Linked DNA regions of Homo sapiens: regions 1 and 2 are each linked to region 3. The links are chromatin contacts, found by Hi-C or POLR2A ChIA-PET in ENCODE. All regions are on one chromosome and are shown on one strand. The core of a region is the stretch at or near the end of the contact, and the rest is flanking DNA. Distances in the headings are between cores, read along the strand shown.

Region 1 (2,700 bases), core at 51-2,550, 470 kb after region 3:
GCTCTACCCAGCTGCCCTCGGATCCTCTTAGCATTTCTGTTTGCCCAGGTTCCAGGTGTTTTCATCTGACAGCTTCCATGTGAGATTTTTCTTCAGAGGATTGCCCTTGGGCTCCTGGAGCCACTGGCTGCACAGCACAAGGACCTGGAAGTGCCTGCAGTTTACTTCCCCGCCGGGTGGCCCTTGGCCATAGATGGGCAGATACACAAGAGCATGAGTCCAGCTCCTTTGCCTCCAGGCACAAACCGAGCTGTAATTTACATTCCTCGGCTCCCAGTGGGATCAGATTGAGGCTGGGACGCTATCTGCTAGTGCACTCTTGCTTGGCTTTTTCTCTTTCCTATCTTCTTCCCCCACTCCTGCCAGTTTCTCCTAGGAGCACTTCATAAATCACTTGCCCAGGAATCGTTGTCTTTGGTTTGCTGCTAAGCCAGTCCCCCTGTCCTGGGGATCAGCAGGCTATGGCAAAAGTAATGCCCAGAGGAAAAGCAGGCTGTGAGTGTGCAGCACTTTTGCTAGCTCATGCTTGGGAGGGCCTGGACCAGCATCCTTGCATGCCCTAAATCAACAATGCTCCAGACTTGCAGGTGGTCTGATTTTCAATAGGAAAGTATAACCTATTTTTTATTTTTTACATTTAAAAATTATTTTTAAACTTACTTGGAGATAGTAAGAGTCACTTTTTTTTTTTTTTTGAGACAGGATCTTGCTCTGTTGTCCAGGCTGGAGTGCAATGGCGTGATCACAGCTCACTGCAGCCTTAAGCAATGCTTCCACCTTAGCCTCCTGAGTAGCTGGAGTACCGATGCACACCACCATGCCCGACTAATTTATTTTTTTGTAGCGAAGCAGTCTCATTATTTTGCCCAGGGTGGTCTCGAACTCCTGGGCTCTAGAGATCCCAATCCTCCCACCTCAGCCTCCCAAAATGTTGGGATTAAAGGCAAGAGCCACTTCATGCAGCGGAGAGTCACTCTTTTTGGTGTGTAGTTCTAGGAGTCTTGAAAAATGCATAGAATCAGAAACCACAATCACAATCAAGATATAGAAGCAGATTCTGTCATGTGGCCAGGGCCCTCTGTAACCAAACCTTCCCTTCACCCTGATCCCCTGGCAACCACTGATCTGTTCTTCATCACCATAGTTGTGCCTTTTCCAGAATGCCATATAAATGAAATCACACAGTAGCTTTGGCTTCTTTTAGGTAACACGATACCTTTGAGATTCATCCACATTTTTGCACGTATCCATTGCTGGTCCTTGTGGACGTTTTCAGTAATCAAAATGGAGTCACTTATGTTGACCCCGAACAAAATGGAGCCCATGGGCCTTGAAGGAAGGGCTCTCGTGCACATATGCCTATGACTGGAATGATTGTAAGGACTCTCTGAAAACCACAACAATTTCAAAAATTTCAGATAAGCCTCTTGCACAAGAACACTTGACTAACAATGGCTGCCTTCACCAATGAGTGGATGCCAACTATTGCAGGAGGCCCCTGTAACCAATGGTCCTTGTTTCAAAGCAGCTTTTGTGAACTTTTCCTTTTGTCTATAAAAGGAAACTCCTTTGGATATGCCTGTGGTTCACCAGAGCATGCATATCGCTCCTGCTATTCCCAAATAAACTCTTTGTTTTAAGTAACACAATATATTTGAAGTTTATCCAAGTTTTTGTATGTATCAATTGCTTGTCCTGGAGGGCAACTGTTCTGGAGAGCAGGTCTCTCTCCTGTTTACTTAAGGTAGACATCCTTTTTTTTATTGCTGAATAGGGTTACATTGTATAGCTCGACTACAGTTTAACCATTCCTCAATGGGGAAACATTTGGGGTTTCCAGTTTTTCATGATTATAATTAAAGCTGATATGAACATTTTCATATGTTTTTTGGTTCAACATAGGCTTTTGTTTCACTTGAGTAAATGCCAAAGAGATTTCTGGGTAGTTTGTTAAGTGTATATTTATCTTTGTAAGGAACTGCCAAGTGTTTTCCGGAGAAGTTGAACTATTTGGCCTTCCCACCAGCAATGTGTGAGAGTTCTTATTGCTTGACATCCTCACCAGTGCTGTACAGTCAGGGTTTGTTTGCTTGTTTGTTTGGGTCTTTTTTTGGAGGGACTGGTTCTTAATTTCTTTCTTTCTTTTTTTTTTTTTTTTTTTTTTTTGAGACAGGGTCTTGCTCTATCGCCCAGGCTGGAGGGCAATGGTGCAATCTCGGCTCACTGTAACCTCCGCCTCCCAGGTTTAAGCAATTCTCCTGCCTCAGCCTCCTGAGTAGCTGGGATTACAGGTATGTGCCACCATGCCTGGCCAATTTCTTTGCATTTTGTTTAGTAGAGATGGGGTTTCACCATGTTGGCCAGGCTGGTCTCAAACTCCTGGCCCCAAGTGATCCACTTGCTTTGGCCTCCCAAAGTGCAGAGATTATAGGCATGAGCGATCATGCGTGGCCTGGTTCTTTATTTCAAAAAGACACTCATCAGTCTTCAGTATCAAAACAGTTGCACTATTGATTTCTTTTTCTCCCAGTTGTCGTCAAAGAGGCATCAAAGGAGAGTACATTGTAAGCCAATAAGCTGCAGTTTGTACGCCTAACAGACCTCCTAGAAACTTTACCAAAAAGTGGGGATTAGGTAGGGAAAGAAACTTTAAAAGATCAGCAACCTGCCAGCCTACAGACTGTGGAGAGCTCTCACAGC
Region 2 (2,700 bases), core at 4-2,503, 440 kb after region 3:
GATCCCCATTTTGGTGAGGAAATCACAGCCTGGAGAGGTGTGGTGATTTACACAGCCTGGATTCGATTGCACTGAGCCTGCCCCACCCTCACCCTGCTCTGATTCAGGGACCCTGGCCTGGCCCTCATCTTTGGTGGTTGCTGTCGTCAAGGCACTGGCCTTGCGTGATGGATGAGCAGGCAGCCTCATTAAACACAAACCCTTGTTGGTTTCCCAAAGCCCACAGGAGCAGCGAGGCCCGGGATCTGGGAGCAGGGAAGCTGAACAGGACCCCATCTGTCCTGTTCCCTCCGGCTTCTGCTCAAACAGGCATTTGTCTGCCATGGCAAGAGGGCAGCCTCAGACACTTCATCTCTGGGCAATTAGGGGGCTGCACGTGAGAAGAGTAATGACTGGCCAGAGGGGATTTATCAGGGGCCAGTGTGGCTGGGCGGGGCTCAAGATTTGACATCCACCTCTTTTCCGAGGGGAAGGAGCTGGTTAGCATCCCTGCCTGGCAGTGGAGCCTCGTTAGCTCTGCCTTCTACTGTCCCTTCCCCCTCCAACGCTCTGCTCCCCACCCCACCTCCTTGTCTCTGCCCTAGATCAGAGGCCAGGCACTAGCTGGATGGTCACACCTGCCTCCTCCATGCTGCCCCCTGTGAACCACTCTCCGCACTGGCTGCTCACAAGTCTGATCACGTCACACACCTCCTCCCTACCTTTAAATCCTTCCATGGCTCCCTACTGCCCAAATCATAAGCAGCTGTTGTGTTCGGGTGGTCCTAGGTGACCAGCTTCCCCACGAGCGATTTCTCTCCTTTGGTTTGATTCGTGTCAAAGATGAGTCTTAGACACTGCCTGATGCTCAAACGGTTTATCCTTTTCTTAAAAAAAAAAAAGATGGGATCTTGCTGTGTTGCCCAGGCTGGTCTTGAACTCCTGGCCTTAACCCATCTTCCTCCCTTGGCCTCCCAAAGTTCTGAGTTACAAGCATGAACCATGGTGCCCGGCCTCAAGTGATTTATTTTGGCTGTGCTGTTACGAGACAGACATCAATGACACGGGCCAGATACACTTAGGAGGTCAGAGGACCAGCTGACCAGGAGGGTCTCTGTGTAGAGACCATCCTCAGAGTTTGGGGGATCCTTCTCCCTTCCCTAGACCTGGGTTCAGTCTAGGTTAGTCGCCAGGTGTTTCTTTCAAAAAAGAAGTTTAAGCTATTCTTGTAAGGGGAAGCTTTGTTTCAAGGTTTATGAAAGTTGCATCTGTGCTGAGGTGGTCTTGTTTTCTGGAAATCCCCTGGCCAGGGTTGGAAATCCTGGGGCCAGGCTGTATCAACTGCTAAGTGACACCTGGTGTCCGGCCTGTGAGATGCTTAAGTGGGTCCTATGGCTCTTGTTAATCTCACAGTTGCAGTATGTCTCTTTTTATACTATGACAGCAACCTCAGCCCTGGTGACCTCAGCTCCCGCGCCGCATCCTCTGTACTCTTGCTCTTCAATTTTTAAGAATGAGTTTCATGATTATGGGTTTCAAAAATTACATTCAGGACTGCGTGTGGTGGCTCATGCCTATAATCCCAGCACTTTGGGACGCCAAGGTGGGTGGATCACTTGAGGTTAGGAGACCAGTCTGGTCAACATGGTGAAACCCTGTCTCTACTAAAAAAAATAAAACTTAGCAGGGCGTGATGGTGCACACCTGTAATTCCAGCTACTCAGGAGGCTGAGGCAGCAGGATCACTTGAATCTGGGAGGTGGAGGTTGAAGTGAGCCGACAACATGCCACTGCACTCCAGCCTGGGTGACAGAGTGAGACTCCATCTCAAAACAAAAACAAAAACAAAAACAATTCAAAAGGCACACAGTAAAACAAGGCTAACTCCTGCATCGTCCTCACCTGCCTAGTCCCCATCACCTGCCACATGCCTTAGTTCCTTGTGTATCCTTCCAGTTTCTTTATGCAAATGTAAATAGGACAAATATGTCGTCATATTTACCACCCCCACACATGCTTTATATACAAATGGTAGCTTATCAGGAACGTGGTTCTATACTTTCATTTTTGCACTTAATACATCTTGGAGATCTTTTTGTATCTGCAGAGAGAAGGCTGCTTCATTCTCTGGTACAGCTTGACCATCATTTCCTTAGCCAGCTCCCAGGTAGTGGATGTTTGTGTGGCAGGTGCTGCTGCTGCCCTGTCCCATATCTCCCACCTACCAGAGCTCACCAGCAGCCCTTTCATTTCTCCAGGCTTTAGCCCACACAGGTCTCTCTGCCTGGGATATGCTTCTGCTTCTTCATCTCAAATCAAGAGTCTGGCAGCCCCGCCAGAGACACTAACCTAACTAGTTCAGGCAGGGCTAGCACTTTGGGCCTCAGGGTCTCCCTTACCTCCTCTGCCTCAGGAATGATCACAGTGGATTAAATCCTCTCCTTATCTGCCTGCCTGGCTGGGAGCACCTGGGCAGGGGTCAGAGCTGTGGGGGGGCAATGGGGAAGATGAGTCAGATTCATCACTATGTCCCAGCACCTCTTACCACATCCCATGGCCTCTAGTGAAGCAGGAGAAGGATTGTATAAAATCCAAACTCCTTCCCGTGGCCTACAAAGCCCTGCTGACCCCGTCCCTGCCTGCCATCACCCCCAACCTCAGGTCCAGCCAGTGTGGCCTTCTTGTTCCTCAGAGACCTCAAACTCGATCCTGCCTCAGGGC
Region 3 (2,700 bases), core at 115-2,614:
GGAATAGTGAACCCAGCAGCTGGGGGTGTGCAAGGATTTTAACAACTATGTTTAGTTGCTTTGGGAGTATCTGCTGGCCTCCATTTTTCCTCTCCGCTAACAGCAGTAATTAACTAGGCACCTACAGTGTGCTGGTGTGGTGAGCCCTGCTCTCAGAAACATCACAACTCTGTCATCCTCTTATACAGTTGAGGAAACAGATTCAGAGGCGGGACGGGACTTTTGCAACCTCACACAGCTGATCCTGGATTCAAACACAGTCTGGTTGCACCCTAACTGCACCCCACTAGCGGTCAGTCCTGGGGGCTGAAAGCTCTATCCTGTGCAAGGTGGAGATAGTCAGATCAGGAGACCCAAATCCAGCTGTCAGGGCTCCCTGCAGCCTTCCTGGGTCCTTAGATTCCTAGGTCCTTGCTGGCCTTCTGCCTGTGACCCCAGCCTGTGCCTGCACCCAGGCCTCCTATCCACCCCTGTGCTTCCCAGACTCCAGGCTTCCCCTCTGCACCCACCTTGGTTGCTTCTCAGGGACTCCCTCCTCCCTGTCCCACTGGTGTCCCGGCCTCAACCCCCTTTCTCCACACTCTGCTTTCCGGGGGACCCCTCTTGTCCTTGATGTTCATGCTGGTTACCCCTCAGACCCCCCCGCCTCCACACAGAACTCCCACCCACGTGTCCTTGGTGCTCCCACAATCTTATCCACACCTGTGTCTTCCGTGCCCCCTAAGGCCACCAACTACTGAAACCCCCTCCAACCTTGGTGTGCCCAGTGCCCTCCGTTACCTGTTTCCTCAGACCCCCCTTACCCCCAGACAGGAAGCCTCCAGCTCCATGTCCTGGGCGCGCTGCCAGCCCCCTGCGCCCTCGGCTGCCCCCAGACACCACGACCCCGCGCCCTCGGTGTCCCGCGCCCACCTTTGATGCTGATGCCCAGCCCACCGGCGTCGGCCTTGCGCACCGTCACGCGGCGCCGCTGGAGCAGTAGCGCCTCTGGCAGCTGCGGGGGCCCGGCGCCCGGCTCCGCGGCGCCGTTGAGCTGCGCGGGCTCCTGCTCCCGCGGAGCGCCGGGCTCGGGACCAGGGTCGCCGTCGGCGGGGCTCACGGTCAGCACGTCCTCCGCCAGACTCAGCAGCACCCGCTGCCATCGCTCGCCGCCGGCCCCCGAGCCCGCCCCGGCGCGCAGCTCCAGCAGCCCGGTGCGCGGGGCGCGCCTGCCGGACGCCATCTTCGCCTCCGAGCCCCCGGGCCGCCGCGCTCGCCCTGTCCCGCTTTGCCCAGCCCGCTCCGACCAAGCGCCCAGGGCAGAGGGCAGCGGGGGCCCGGCTGGGCCAGCCGCCACCCTACCCCGGCCGCTGGGGGAGGAGCTCTGGGGGCGGGGCTACCCTGGGGTGTGGCCAGTGCTGGGGAGGGGGCCTCGGGCAAATGCAGGAGGCCGGGGCGGGGCCCGGGAGCCGAGGGCCGCCGTGTGGGACTACCTAGCGGGGTGGGTCAGAAGGGCGGCGGGGCGGGCCACTAAGTAAGGCGAAAGCCCGGGAGGCGTGGTGCTGGGCGGGGCGTCAGGGGGCGGGGCTTCGCGTCGGGGGCGGAACCCAGTGAGCCCGCGCAGGGGGCTCGGCGCTCGGAATGCCCATCGAGGGCCGGGACTGTAACTCCCGGACGTGGGAGCGCATGAAAAAGAGACAGAACCACGTATCCTGGTGCGAAGCACTGGGCATCGGGCTGGGCTGCATATGGCGGAGGGCTGGGCTGCGTATGGTAGAGCGTTGGACTCCAAGGCTTGAGTTTAAGAGGTAGACACCGTCTGGGCGTGGAGGCTCACGCCTGTAATCCCAACACTTTGGGAGGCCTAGATGACAGCCCAGAAGCTCGAGGCTGCAGTAAGCCGCGATCGCGCCACTGCACTCCAGCCTGGGTGACAGAGCGAAACCCTGTGTCAAAAAAAAAAAAAAAAAAAAAAGGTAGATGCTGAGCCGCGAGAGACCTTGCGGGCACAGTTGCTAGTTGGGGAGCTGAGGAAGAAGTTGGTTTCCTATCGGGGAGGGCGGGGGATGGGGGGTGGGGGTCGAGGCTTTGGTCTGTGGGCGTGGCTTATCGCTGGCGTGGCTTCTAAAGATGACAGGCCCCGCCCCCTGGAGGAGACCGCTACCGACACCGCTTAGGGCTTGGGGGAGGTGTGGGCAGGATCCCCACTTCAAAACTGGAGGGAAGTTTAAGAGATTAACCCCTGGCTGTGTTCACAGTCGAGTATAGAAAAGCCTGAAGTCCCACACTTTGAGGCCTGGCAGAAAAAAAACAGAACTGGTGTGTGGGAAGAGGGTTGCAAGGTGGGGCTCTGGGTCTGGGCGACTGGAGACATGGTTTCTAATCTTTGCTGCCTCTGTTAGCTCCAAGTCGACTTTGGTCCCCTCACGTCACTGCTCTAGGCCTCAATTTCCTCATCTGTAAAATGTGGATCATAATAATACCTACTTCACTGGGCTGGTGTGAGGATTAAATCAATGTGAAAACACGTGGTAAACTGTGACTCCCTATTCTATAGAAATAATCACTTTCATTTAGTGAATGCTTACTCTTACCTAGGGCTGGCAGAATATTTTCCAAGTGTTATCTTTACATTAGCCTCCTGGAGTAGCTAAGAGCACCCCCAGCTGGGCACAGTGGCTCACACCTGTAATCACAGCTGAGGTGGCAGGATCGCTTGAG

The links. A loop is a pair of places that touch in the nucleus more often than their neighbours do. ChIA-PET counts read pairs that join two places held with the same protein, here RNA polymerase II (POLR2A). Pooled maps may share reads with other maps.
Region 1: a pooled map shows a loop between it and region 3 (2.0-fold over the local background). The contact joins the enhancer-like site here to the promoter of SNTA1 in region 3. A Hi-C loop is called at or near these places in 5 of 50 pooled maps. POLR2A ChIA-PET finds 5 or more read pairs at or near these places in 2 of 52 experiments (A549 and CD8-positive, alpha-beta memory T cell).
Region 2: a pooled map shows a loop between it and region 3 (3-fold over the local background). The contact joins the enhancer-like site here to the promoter of SNTA1 in region 3. A Hi-C loop is called at or near these places in 2 of 50 pooled maps. POLR2A ChIA-PET finds 5 or more read pairs at or near these places in 2 of 52 experiments (A673 and B cell).

The regions. Positions count from the first base shown.
Region 1 is chr20:33,908,296-33,910,995 of GRCh38, forward strand. It overlaps the pseudogene TPM3P2. Among named protein-coding and RNA genes, the nearest start is that of RALY, 84 kb to the right of the region's middle. RefSeq lists an enhancer at 1-33. Within about 2 kb of position 1,301, at least 6 of the 41 ENCODE cell types and tissues checked have a DNase peak (open chromatin) inside an H3K27ac peak, as active enhancers do.
Region 2 is chr20:33,882,023-33,884,722 of GRCh38, forward strand. No RefSeq gene overlaps it. Among named protein-coding and RNA genes, the nearest start is that of CHMP4B, 72 kb to the left of the region's middle. RefSeq lists enhancers at 1,181-1,300, 1,481-1,740. Within about 2 kb of position 1,254, at least 2 of the 41 ENCODE cell types and tissues checked have a DNase peak (open chromatin) inside an H3K27ac peak, as active enhancers do.
Region 3 is chr20:33,442,399-33,445,098 of GRCh38, forward strand. SNTA1 (syntrophin alpha 1) reads right to left here and starts at 1,365. Exons shown (of 8, transcript NM_003098.3): 1 at 913-1,365. The coding sequence starts at 1,222. RefSeq lists silencers at 911-970, 1,081-1,560 and enhancers at 1,791-1,860, 1,839-2,339, 2,311-2,370.